2 separate regions of the Homo sapiens genome follow, and region 1 is linked to region 2. The links are chromatin loops, found by intact Hi-C in ENCODE. Cell type or tissue: gastrocnemius medialis. All regions are shown on one strand.

Evidence for each region. Hi-C counts contacts between places; a loop is a spot of excess contacts. Peaks named below come from ENCODE experiments on the same cell type or tissue, not always from the same donor. Only the 100,000 strongest peaks of a DNase experiment are listed, where the experiment ranks them.
Region 1: it touches region 2 in a loop (13-fold over the local background); 1 of 110 quality-filtered maps calls a loop at or near these places.

Annotation. Positions count from the first base shown.
Region 1 is chr10:13,182,319-13,187,318 of GRCh38, reverse strand. It overlaps MCM10 (minichromosome maintenance 10 replication initiation factor), which reads right to left. Exons shown (of 20, transcript NM_018518.5): 8 at 4,219-4,386; 9 at 1,039-1,155. Among named protein-coding and RNA genes, the nearest start is that of MCM10, 23 kb to the right of the region's middle. In gastrocnemius medialis, no CTCF peak of the experiment used is centred here; DNase peaks (open chromatin) are centred at 2,038 and 2,458; H3K27ac peaks cover 2,320 bases.
Region 2 is chr10:13,115,523-13,120,522 of GRCh38, reverse strand. OPTN (optineurin) reads right to left here. Exons shown (of 15, transcript NM_001008212.2): 6 at 4,183-4,256; 7 at 1,483-1,635. Among named protein-coding and RNA genes, the nearest start is that of OPTN, 18 kb to the right of the region's middle. RefSeq lists an enhancer at 3,765-3,974. In gastrocnemius medialis, no CTCF peak of the experiment used is centred here; DNase peaks (open chromatin) are centred at 1,882, 2,302, 2,977, 4,152 and 1 weaker place; H3K4me3 peaks cover 2,160 bases; H3K27ac peaks cover 5,000 bases.

The DNA of each region.
Region 1 (5,000 bases), 67 kb before region 2:
AGGAATAAAGTGTTGATAAATGCTACAGCACGGATCAATTGTGAGAAAAATTATGCTAAGCAAAAGAAGCCAGACAGAAAAGGCCACATATTGTGATTCCATTATATGAAATGTCTAGAAGAGGCAAATCCATAGAGACAGAAAGTAGGTTAGTGCTTACCAGGGGCTGGGGGAGAGGAGACTGGGGAGTGATTGCTAGTGGGTACTGGGTTTCTTTCTGGGGCAATGAAAGGGTTCTGAAATTACACAGTGGTGATGGTTGCACAGCTCTGTGAATGTACTAGAAATTACTGAATTGTTGACTTTATTTATTTATATTCTTTTTTGGAGACAGAATCTCACTCTATCGCCCAGGCTGGAGTATAATAGTGCGATCTCAGCTCACTGAAACCTCTGCCTTCCAGGTTCAAGTGATTCTCTGGCCTCAGCCTCCTGAGTAGCTGGAACTACAGGCGCCCACCACCATGACCGCCTAATTTTTGTATTTTTAGTAGAGATGGGGTTTCACCATGGTGGCCAGGCTAGTCTCAAACTCCTGATCTCAGATGATCTGTCCGCCTCGACCTCCCGAAGTGCTGAGATTACAAGAGTGAGCCACCACACCTGGCCTGAATTGCTTACTTTAAAAGGGTGAATTGCATGGTATGTGAATTATACCTAAATGAAGCTATTATTTTTTAAAAAGCCCTAAGAAAAGGTATAATGGAGTTAAAATATAGGCTAAAATACAATTTTCATTGTATTTCATCATGTTTGCTCTGTGGAATTACAAGAATTAAAGGCAAACAAAAATTCTGTCTTAAACTTCTTGGTCAGATAAAAGATCACTTTCCTAAGAGGTTAAATCCCCTCACCTTTCCCCTGCCCTCACTTTTTTAAACTGGCAGTTATTAACCACACATTAAATTTTCTCATTTTGACTCTTCCTTTAAGTGGGAAACTCAGTTCCAAACTGGTCATCACAGCTAAAGCACCAACAGTTTATTCCTAACTGTTCTTTTCTTTAGCAGAAACCATCCTAACAAGGCTGAAACCAACCAAATTCACAGTCTGCGTGCACGGCTCTCCATTCTTCTTCTTGGCTTTACAGGTTCCCAGGTCAAGAGCTTCACCCATAATTAAGACCTTCTGAGGATGATCGATAGATAAACACACCTGTAAGAAAAGGTGGGGCAGGAGTTAAAGGCGGACAAAATTATGGCCTTTTATTAGCAGGAATAGAAAAAAGAATGGTTGGTGCTGATTTAAGAAGGTTATTGCCAGGCGCAGTGGCTCACACCTATAATCCTAGCACTCTGGGAGGCCGAGGCAGGTGGATCGCTTGAGGCCAAGAGTTTGAGACTAGCCTAGGCAATGTGGCAAAACCCTGTCTCTACAAAAAACCACAAAAATTAGCCAGGCATGGTAGTGCGTGCATGTAGTCCCAGTTACTTGGGGGGCTGAAGTGGGAGGATCACTAGAGCTTGGGAAGTCCAGGCTGAAATGAGCTGTGATCACACCACTGCACTCCAGCCTGGGCAACAGAGTGAGGCCGTCTCAAAAAGGAGAGAGGTTTTAGTGGTCTAAAGGAATTTGAAGCCAGGGCTCTATAACCGTTTTAGGAACAGGGATGCAGAAGGCACCTTCAGTTCTTTTCCCATTTTCCATCCTTTCCTTCATCTTTGCGATTGGAATCCTGATTTTCTCTAGGCTGGCTGACTTCTCAGCCTCAGGTCATAGATCCTGTTCCCTGTTCTCCCAGCACTCCTTAGAGCTAGCATTGGTTATGTGATAAGTTCTAGATGCTCAGACATAAACAGGAGTTGGTAGGGAAGCTTCTGCTTTCCTGACAAAATGAGTTAGGAGGCTGGCTCCCCCTTCCTCTTCACTTCTTGCCTTGAATGGAGATGACTGGAGGGAGACAAGTCCCTCAAGGGCCTTGCTGAACTCAGCTCTCTCCCTTCTTGTTTGCAATTCTCTTCTTGGACAGACTGTACCAAGAGGGACTGTCCTGAATAGCTCGGGCTTTGTCCTCACCCCTCCTAGGACAAGATCTCTTACAACACTTGAGCTCAATAAGCCAAGTAGCCTCCAGGTTATAAAACCCAGATCAGGGTGCTTTCATAATCCCTCCGCTGCAGGGTGAAGAGAGCCATGAGCAGACAGGACTCTGCCTGCCTGGAGTGCCTTGACTGAGTCTTGGTGGACTGGCTCAACCCAGATCCTAGGCTTCTGTGGAGTCTCGCTGCCTAAGGTGCTTTGCCCAATTTGTGTGTGCTTTGTCTCCCGGATGCATACTCCTGTAGGCAGGCTTGTGCAAAGCTGCTGGTAGCTTGGTTTATGCTGAACCACTGGCAGCTGGGTTTGTACAAAGCTTCCAGCCAGATCTGGGAACCTACCAGATCTGGAAATAGTAGAAATTGGCAAGGTGTTTAGAGCCCTCCCACAGGACTGGTAAACAGTGCATGGTATTCCTCTCCAAGAAACTGGCACCCTTCCACGGTATGCCAATTCACAGTGATGGCTAGAGTTTCAAAGGCATCTTGTGACCAGGAGAGAAAGGCTGAGACTCACAGAGATGTCACTCTTAAATCACTATAGTGTTTAAATCTGAATTTTTTTAATATGTAAGAAAAATAAGCCCCACTGTTTATTGTTGAAAAGAAACTATACTTAAGTTTGTTTGTTACTTGCAGCCAAACACATTCCTAACCAATAGAGGAAGATTTGTTGCCATTCTCTGGTGAAAGCAAGGAATGAGATAACATTTTTCTCACTTCTCTTGAAAATAATAATCTGACTACAACAGAGTAAAGCTCCATGCTGGGTCAGAGTAGAGAAACTGCCAGTTGCTATTCACACTGTGTCTAGATTTGCAATTTCCTAGAGAAGCAGTAGGTAGTGCCAAAACTCTAGTATTTGAGAAGATGAAAATTCACTTTGATTTTAAACTGCAGCTATGGTTGTCACAGTCAACGGAGCAAAATCCCCTCAACTATAAAACACTGCTTTCTTGATGCCACCATAAAAATTTATATAAGGAATCATGCTGGGCACGGTGGCTCACACTTGTAATCCTAGTACTTTGGGAGGCCGAGGCGGGTAGATCACTTGAGCCCAGGGGTTCGAGACAAACCTGGGCAACATAGTGAAACCCTGTCTCTACAAAAAACACAAAAATAGGCTGGGCGTGGTGGCTCATGGCTGTAATCCCAGCACTTTAAGAGGCTGAGGCAGGTGGATCACCTGAGGTCAGGAGTTCAAAACCAGCCTGGCCAACATGGTAAAACTCGTCTCTAATAAAAATGCAAAAAAAATTAGCTAGGCATGGTGGCACATGCCTGTAATCCCAGCTGCTGAGGGTGAGGCAGGAGAACCACTTGAACCTGGGAGGTATAGGTTGAAGTGAGTCAAGATCACGCCATTGCACTCCAGCCTAGGCAACAAGAGCGAAACTCCATCACATACACACAAAAAAACCACAAAAATTAGCAGAGCATGGTGGCATGCACCTGTAGTTCCAGCTACTCAGGAGGCAGAAGTGGAAGTATCACTTACGCCCAGGAGACGGAGTTTGCAATGAGTCAAGAACACATGACTGTACTCCAGCCCGGGCAACAGAGCAAGACTCACTTTCAAAAAAAAAAAGAAGGTATGAATCCAAGGAAACCTGAGTACAATAGTTCAAAAACTCCAGGAACTTTGTAACTAATTTGAAAAGATGGAATAAAAGTAGTTGTTACAAAACACTTTAGAATAGGTGGAAATTCAGAATACTGATGGGTAATGAATGAACAAAAAATGAAAAGCCAGATTCACGGAGACACAATCACATAAAAGCATGACTTATTTTCTGGAGGTAGACTAATACAAACTTTTTTCTTTTCTTGTCTTTTTTTTTGAGATGGGGTCTTACTTTGTTACCTAGGTTGGAGTGCAGTGGCACAATCAGGGCTCACTACAGCCTCAACCTCCCACCGCAGCCTCCTGAATAGATGGAACTACAGTTGTGTGCCCCCACTCACAGCCAGTTTTTACATTTTTTGTAGAGATGGGGTTCTCACTATGTTGCCCAGGCTGGTCTTGAACTCCTGGGCTCAAGTGATCCTCCCGCTTTGGCCTCCCCAAAGTGTTAGGATTACAGGTGTGAGCCACTGTGTGCTGCATCAAACATCTTTGATAAAACTCAGTTAACTTGTAAAGACAATCATCAATCAAATCCCAGAAACAGGCTCTTACCTCCTCTGAACCATCCTTGGGCTTCATGGGGTTGGCATTGAGGATCCCTACGACAGTCCCCTGCTCCGTCTTCCAGAGCGCTTTGTGAACTTCTCCAAATAAGAACAAGGACACACATTGTGTCAGGTCACGAAGATCATTCAGTTTCCATATGCTGAAGGTTTTTCCCTGGAACAAATAGTTATTTTTTATAATTTTGAACTGTAGGTTATGCCGTCCTCATTTATGATTCAAGAGTTTTACTATGGAAAACTATATGCCTATAATCCATAAAATCCAAGTTTTTTTGTTGTTATTCAAATATGTATCATCAGCATGTGTGATAACTTTAACCCATTCTCTAGGCTTTTGCATTCTATTACCCTTCTCATTTTAGAGATGAAAGTGAAATAAAGCAAGCCAGTGGCAAACTTGTTAGCAGAGTCTCTAGTTATCTCGGGTCTAAGCAGAGGGAGTGGGATAGCACTGCCTTTCTAATGACACAGAGACACACACACACATCATTAAAAGGACAGTGGAAGGTATGACAGTACCATTTAATAACTTACTGATATGAATCAATATTAGGTAAATGAGTAAATCTATTCCATATCATTGGTTAATTATATGATGATTATTATTTTTAGAGACAGAGTCTTGCTCTGTCATCCAGGTTGGAGTGCAGTGGTGCAATCATGTCCCGTTGCTCACTCCAACTCCTGGGCTCAAAGAATCCTCCATCCTCAGCCTCCCAAGCAGCTGGGACTACAGGCATGTGCTACCAGCCCCAGCTAATTTTTTTT
Region 2 (5,000 bases):
GTAATTTTGGCCACCGCGCCAGGCCAAAACTACAAAATTCTTAGGAGAAAAACATAGGAGTAAATCTTTGTGACCTTGGGTTAGGCAACGGTTTCTCAGATGGGACATCAAAAGCACAGGTGACAAAAGAAAAAGGAGATAAACTGTATTACATCAAAATAAAAACAAATGTGCTGCAAATGATACCATCAAGGGAAAAGACGATCCACAGAATGGGAGAAAATAGTTGCAGATCAGCCGGGCGCGGTGGCTCACGCCTGTAATCCCAGCGCTTTGGGAGGCTGAGGCGGGCAGATCACGAGGTCAGGAGATCGAGACCATCCTGGCTAACATGGTGAAACCCCGTCTCTACTAAAAATACAAAAAAAAAAAATTAGCCGGGCGTGGTGGCGGGCGCCTGTAGTCCCGGCTACTCGGGAGACTGAGGCAGGAGAATGGCGTGAACCCGGGAGGCGGAGCTTGCAGTGAGCCGAGATTGCGCCACTGCACTCCAGCCTGGGTGACAGAACGAGACTCCGTCTCAAAAAAAAAAAAAAAAAAAGAAAGAAAATAGTTGCAGATCATATATTTAATAAGGGTCTTGTATCCAGAATGTAAAATGAACTCTTATAATTCAACATAAAAAGACAAATAACCCAATTTTTAAAAATGGGCAAAGGCTCTGAATAGACTTTTCTCCAAATCAAACAAACGGTCAACATGAAAAGATGCTCAACATCGCTGTCACTAGGGAAATACAAATCAGAACTATGAGATACCAATTCACATCCACTAGGATGGCTGAAGTCAAAGTGAAAACAGTAAGAAACAAGTGTTGGTATGGACGTGGAGAAAGTGGAATGCTCATGCACTGCTGGTGGGAATGCAAAATGGCGCAGCTGCTTTGGAAAATGATTTGCTGGTTCCTTAGAATATGAAATAGCGATACCGTATGACCCAGCAATTCCACCCATAACGATATACCCCAGAGAATTAAAAACACATATCCCAGTAAAAACTTGTACACACTGTTCATAGCAGCATTATTCCTAATAGGTAAAAAGTGGCAACAACTCTAATGTTTATCAACTGATGAATGAATAAACAAAATGTTGTATATATAGACAATGGAAGGTTATTCAGCAAGGAAAAGGAAGTACTGATACATGCTACGTTGTAGATGAACCTCAAAAACATTATGCTACGTGAAAGAAGCCAGTCACAAAAAACCACAGACTGTATAATTCCATTTATATGAAATGTCTAGAATGGCCAAATCTATAGAGACAGAAAGCACATTGCTTGGAGGAGCAGACAGTGAGTGCTGTTTGGGGGAAAAAATGTTCTAAAATTATATTGTAGTAACAGTGGTTGCACAATCCTGGAATATTCTAAAAAACACTGAAATGTATACTTTAAATGGGTGAACTGTATGGTATCTTAATTATATCTCAGGAAAGCTGTTTTAAAAAAACACATATTTCAAGTTAACCTATTTCATACCTTTCTTTGGCCTCCTTGAGTGCAACTTCAAGTCTCTCCACCTTCTGATTCCCTTCCCTTAGGCACAGCAGGAGCTGGCTCACAGTTAACTCCTCATGTTCGAAGTAATTCTTGGCCCCATCTGCAGATCTGCTCCTATATTTAGACAATGCCCTGTTCAGTATAAAGGTTAAAAGGTTTTCATCAGAAAAATTCCAAAGACTAAGAAGAGAGTAACCCAATATAACTGGGACCAGCTTAAAGGAACTGCTTTCCAGAACATTCTCCAACTAATTCTCAACTAGTGAACAAGCACAGCTGGTCCTGGGACCCCCAGTGCCAAGCTCCTCCATGCTTCCTAGGGAAGGTGTGGAGACTCAGTGAGGCTCTGGAGAGGCCAGCTTACAATGCACACACCCACGTCCTCCAAACAGTCACTGTGTACCTCACACCACACCACAAAACTCACGGAACAGTTCAGCAGAGGCAGCCGTGGCTGAAGGTGCCAAGCTTTCCAGAGATCTAGTCTCAAAGGGGACTGCAGTCAGACAAAAGATAAAGGCACATTGTACAGACCACTGGCCTTTCTCCAAGTTAACAGAGACCATCACAGCTTAAGTCAAGGGGAGAAAACCTTTTTCACTTGTGGTTTCAAATAATGAGAGCAGAGAAATGGAGGCTCTGTTGATATGTCAAGTATTTTTCTCGATTTCAAAATCTGACTAAATCAAGAGACATATCAGTGACAAACAGAATCATGATCACTGTTACAAAACATGAGGGATGACTATGATGATGCTAACGGCAGCTACTCTTTCAGTCACCGACTCAGGTTCGCATAGCTAATAAACAGCCAGGATTAAATCCCGGTTTCCAGGACTCTGAAGCTTCAACTCCAAACCTGGAAATCAATCTCAAACTAATTACGATACTCACAAATGGTACAGAGCTGTTATTTTAAAAATAGCCATGTGGCTTAAAAGAGGAAGCGGTCTTTGCATCTGGATATGAATGATGAGGAAGTGGCTTTGATATTTCAACCAGGGCTTTTTTATTTCCCACTACTTCCAGGAACGTCTTTAAATATGACAAAAGCAATTTGGGGGAAACGTGAAGAATTGTTAACCAAAAAAGGGAATTACTTTCGTTTATGCCAATTACTGTGTTTGACGAAAGAATATTATCTAATACTTACTTTCTTCCTTATACAAGGGCTTAGAAACATAACGGAAGACAATTTTTTTCACGTTTTGTAAGTCATTCTATATGCACATTCATCAAGTTATACAAAGAAGGTTTTACAAATCTATGAGATAGCTGGGCGCAGTGGCTCACGCCTGTAATCCCAGCGCTTTGGGAGGCTGAGACCAGAGGATCACCTGAGGTCAGGAGTTCGAGACCAGCCTGGTCAACACAGTGAAACCCTGTCTCTATTAAAAACACAAAAAGTTAGCTGGGCGTGGTGGCGGCCACCTGTATTCCCAGCTACTCGGAAGGCTGAGGCAGGAGAACTGCTTGTACCCGGGAGGCAGACGTTGCAGTGAGCTGAGATTGCGCCACTTCACTCCAGCCTCAGTGGCAGAGTGAAACTCCATCTCAAAAAAAAAAAAAAAAAAAAAAAACTCCATCTCAAAAAAAAAAAAAAGATGGATCTCTTATCCGTCTGTGAGATAAGAGATCCTGGCCGGGCGCGGTGGCTCATGCCTGTAATCCCAGCGCTTTGGGAGGCCAAGGCGGGCAGATCACGAGGTCAGGAGATCGAGACCATCCTGGCTAACACGGTGAAACCCCATCTCTACTAAAAATACAAAAAATTAGCCGGGCATGGTGGTGGGCGCCTGTGGTTCCAGCTACTCGGGAGGCTAAGGCAGGAGAATGGCGTGAACCCGGGAGGCGGAGCTTGCAGTGAGCCGAGATCACGCCACTGCACTCCAGCCTGGGCAACAGAACAAGATTCCGTCTCAAAAAAAAAAAAAAAAAAGAGATCCTTAGAGTTCTTTTCAGACAATCGTCTCTTGAATAGATGATTACAGGAGTAAGCAGCTTGCAGAAGGCGAGCTAGCAGTCTCCTTGGTGAGCACTGCTTTGCGAGAGTCAAGAGGTTCAGGCGCTCAGTTCTAGGTCTGCCTCCCTCCCCAAGGCCCTGCCACTATTTAAGATGTCTGTTTCCTCACATCTACATAGGACAGGTACACTTGAGACTCCACAGATAAGAAATCTGGGCACTTTCAGGCAACACCCACAATGACTGAGAGTGCTATCAGTCATTGTTACAAAAGATGTTCCAGTATTGGCCATGCCAGCTTATAACTGGGAAGTAGCAGGGAAAAGAAAATGAAAATATTTCACTTATGGAAGCTGGGCAGGCTGGTCTGGGTCAAATGGCACCGGGGAACCAATGAGCAAACATGTCTTTGATTAGGAACAAATCATTGACTTGATTGAGAACCAGTTTGCTTTCACTTTTCATCTGCTGGAGGTGAGACACCACTAGAACAGAGCAGTCAGTGTGAGCCAAACAGGAACCAAACAGTTTTTAATCTTTGCCAGTTTGAGCTGCAACATTAAATAGCATTCAAACCAAATATTCTGGAAAGATCCTGGTATAAATCATAAAGAAGTTACTTCCTCAGGTCACAACATTTGACCTCCGGTGACAAGCACCCAGTGACGAGCCTGCCCAGCCTGTCTGCCTGACAGCCCGAGTCTTCCTTCACATACGTGCCAGTGGAGACTGTTCTCGTGGGCCCAGGACTATGCTTGATTTCTTTTACTGACCCTTCTGCTTCTCCTTCCTGTGAAAACAGAAATGCAAGGGATTTAACACAATATGTCTACAAGACAAATTCTTTGTCAAAAGAAGAAAAAGACAAAAGATGAATTTTTGTGACATGCAACCCAAGGAAGCTTCCAAACATTCAGATGTGCACTGTTTAAACGGGGTGGCTCAGAGGAAATGGAAACGTACCCTCCCCTCACCTGGCACGCCCTGTCGGGATTATAAATATCCCAGCTAAGGCGTGAAGGTCAGTTTCATCTCGCCATACACATTCTACCTGACTCTGTAAACATGAAAGCTTATCTGCTCCTCCCTTTCCTTGGCAGTTCCCTCTTTCTCAAGGTTAAGGTCATACAGAGCTGGTGACAACTCCACATATCCTTCCTTTAAAATGCAAAATGCTAGAACTCACTGAGGTAAAGTTAAAAAAGAGGCAGTTTCTGTGAATGAGATTCACAAAGCACCATCTTGGCCAAGTTGGTTCCCATTAGAAATTTGTATGCACCACAGGTCACTTAGGGAACAAGATAGTCTAAGACCCACAGGATTTGAAAGACATTTATATTCCAATAAGCTCCCAGGGAAAATCTTCAAAAATGCACAAAGATAGTTCTAGGTATATACGTATAAATATATATATAATATATTTAGATATTTAGATATAGAAATATATATTATATAAATATATAATGTTATATATGTAATTATATATTAATTGTATAATATATAATGTATAATATATTCTATATTATATATTATA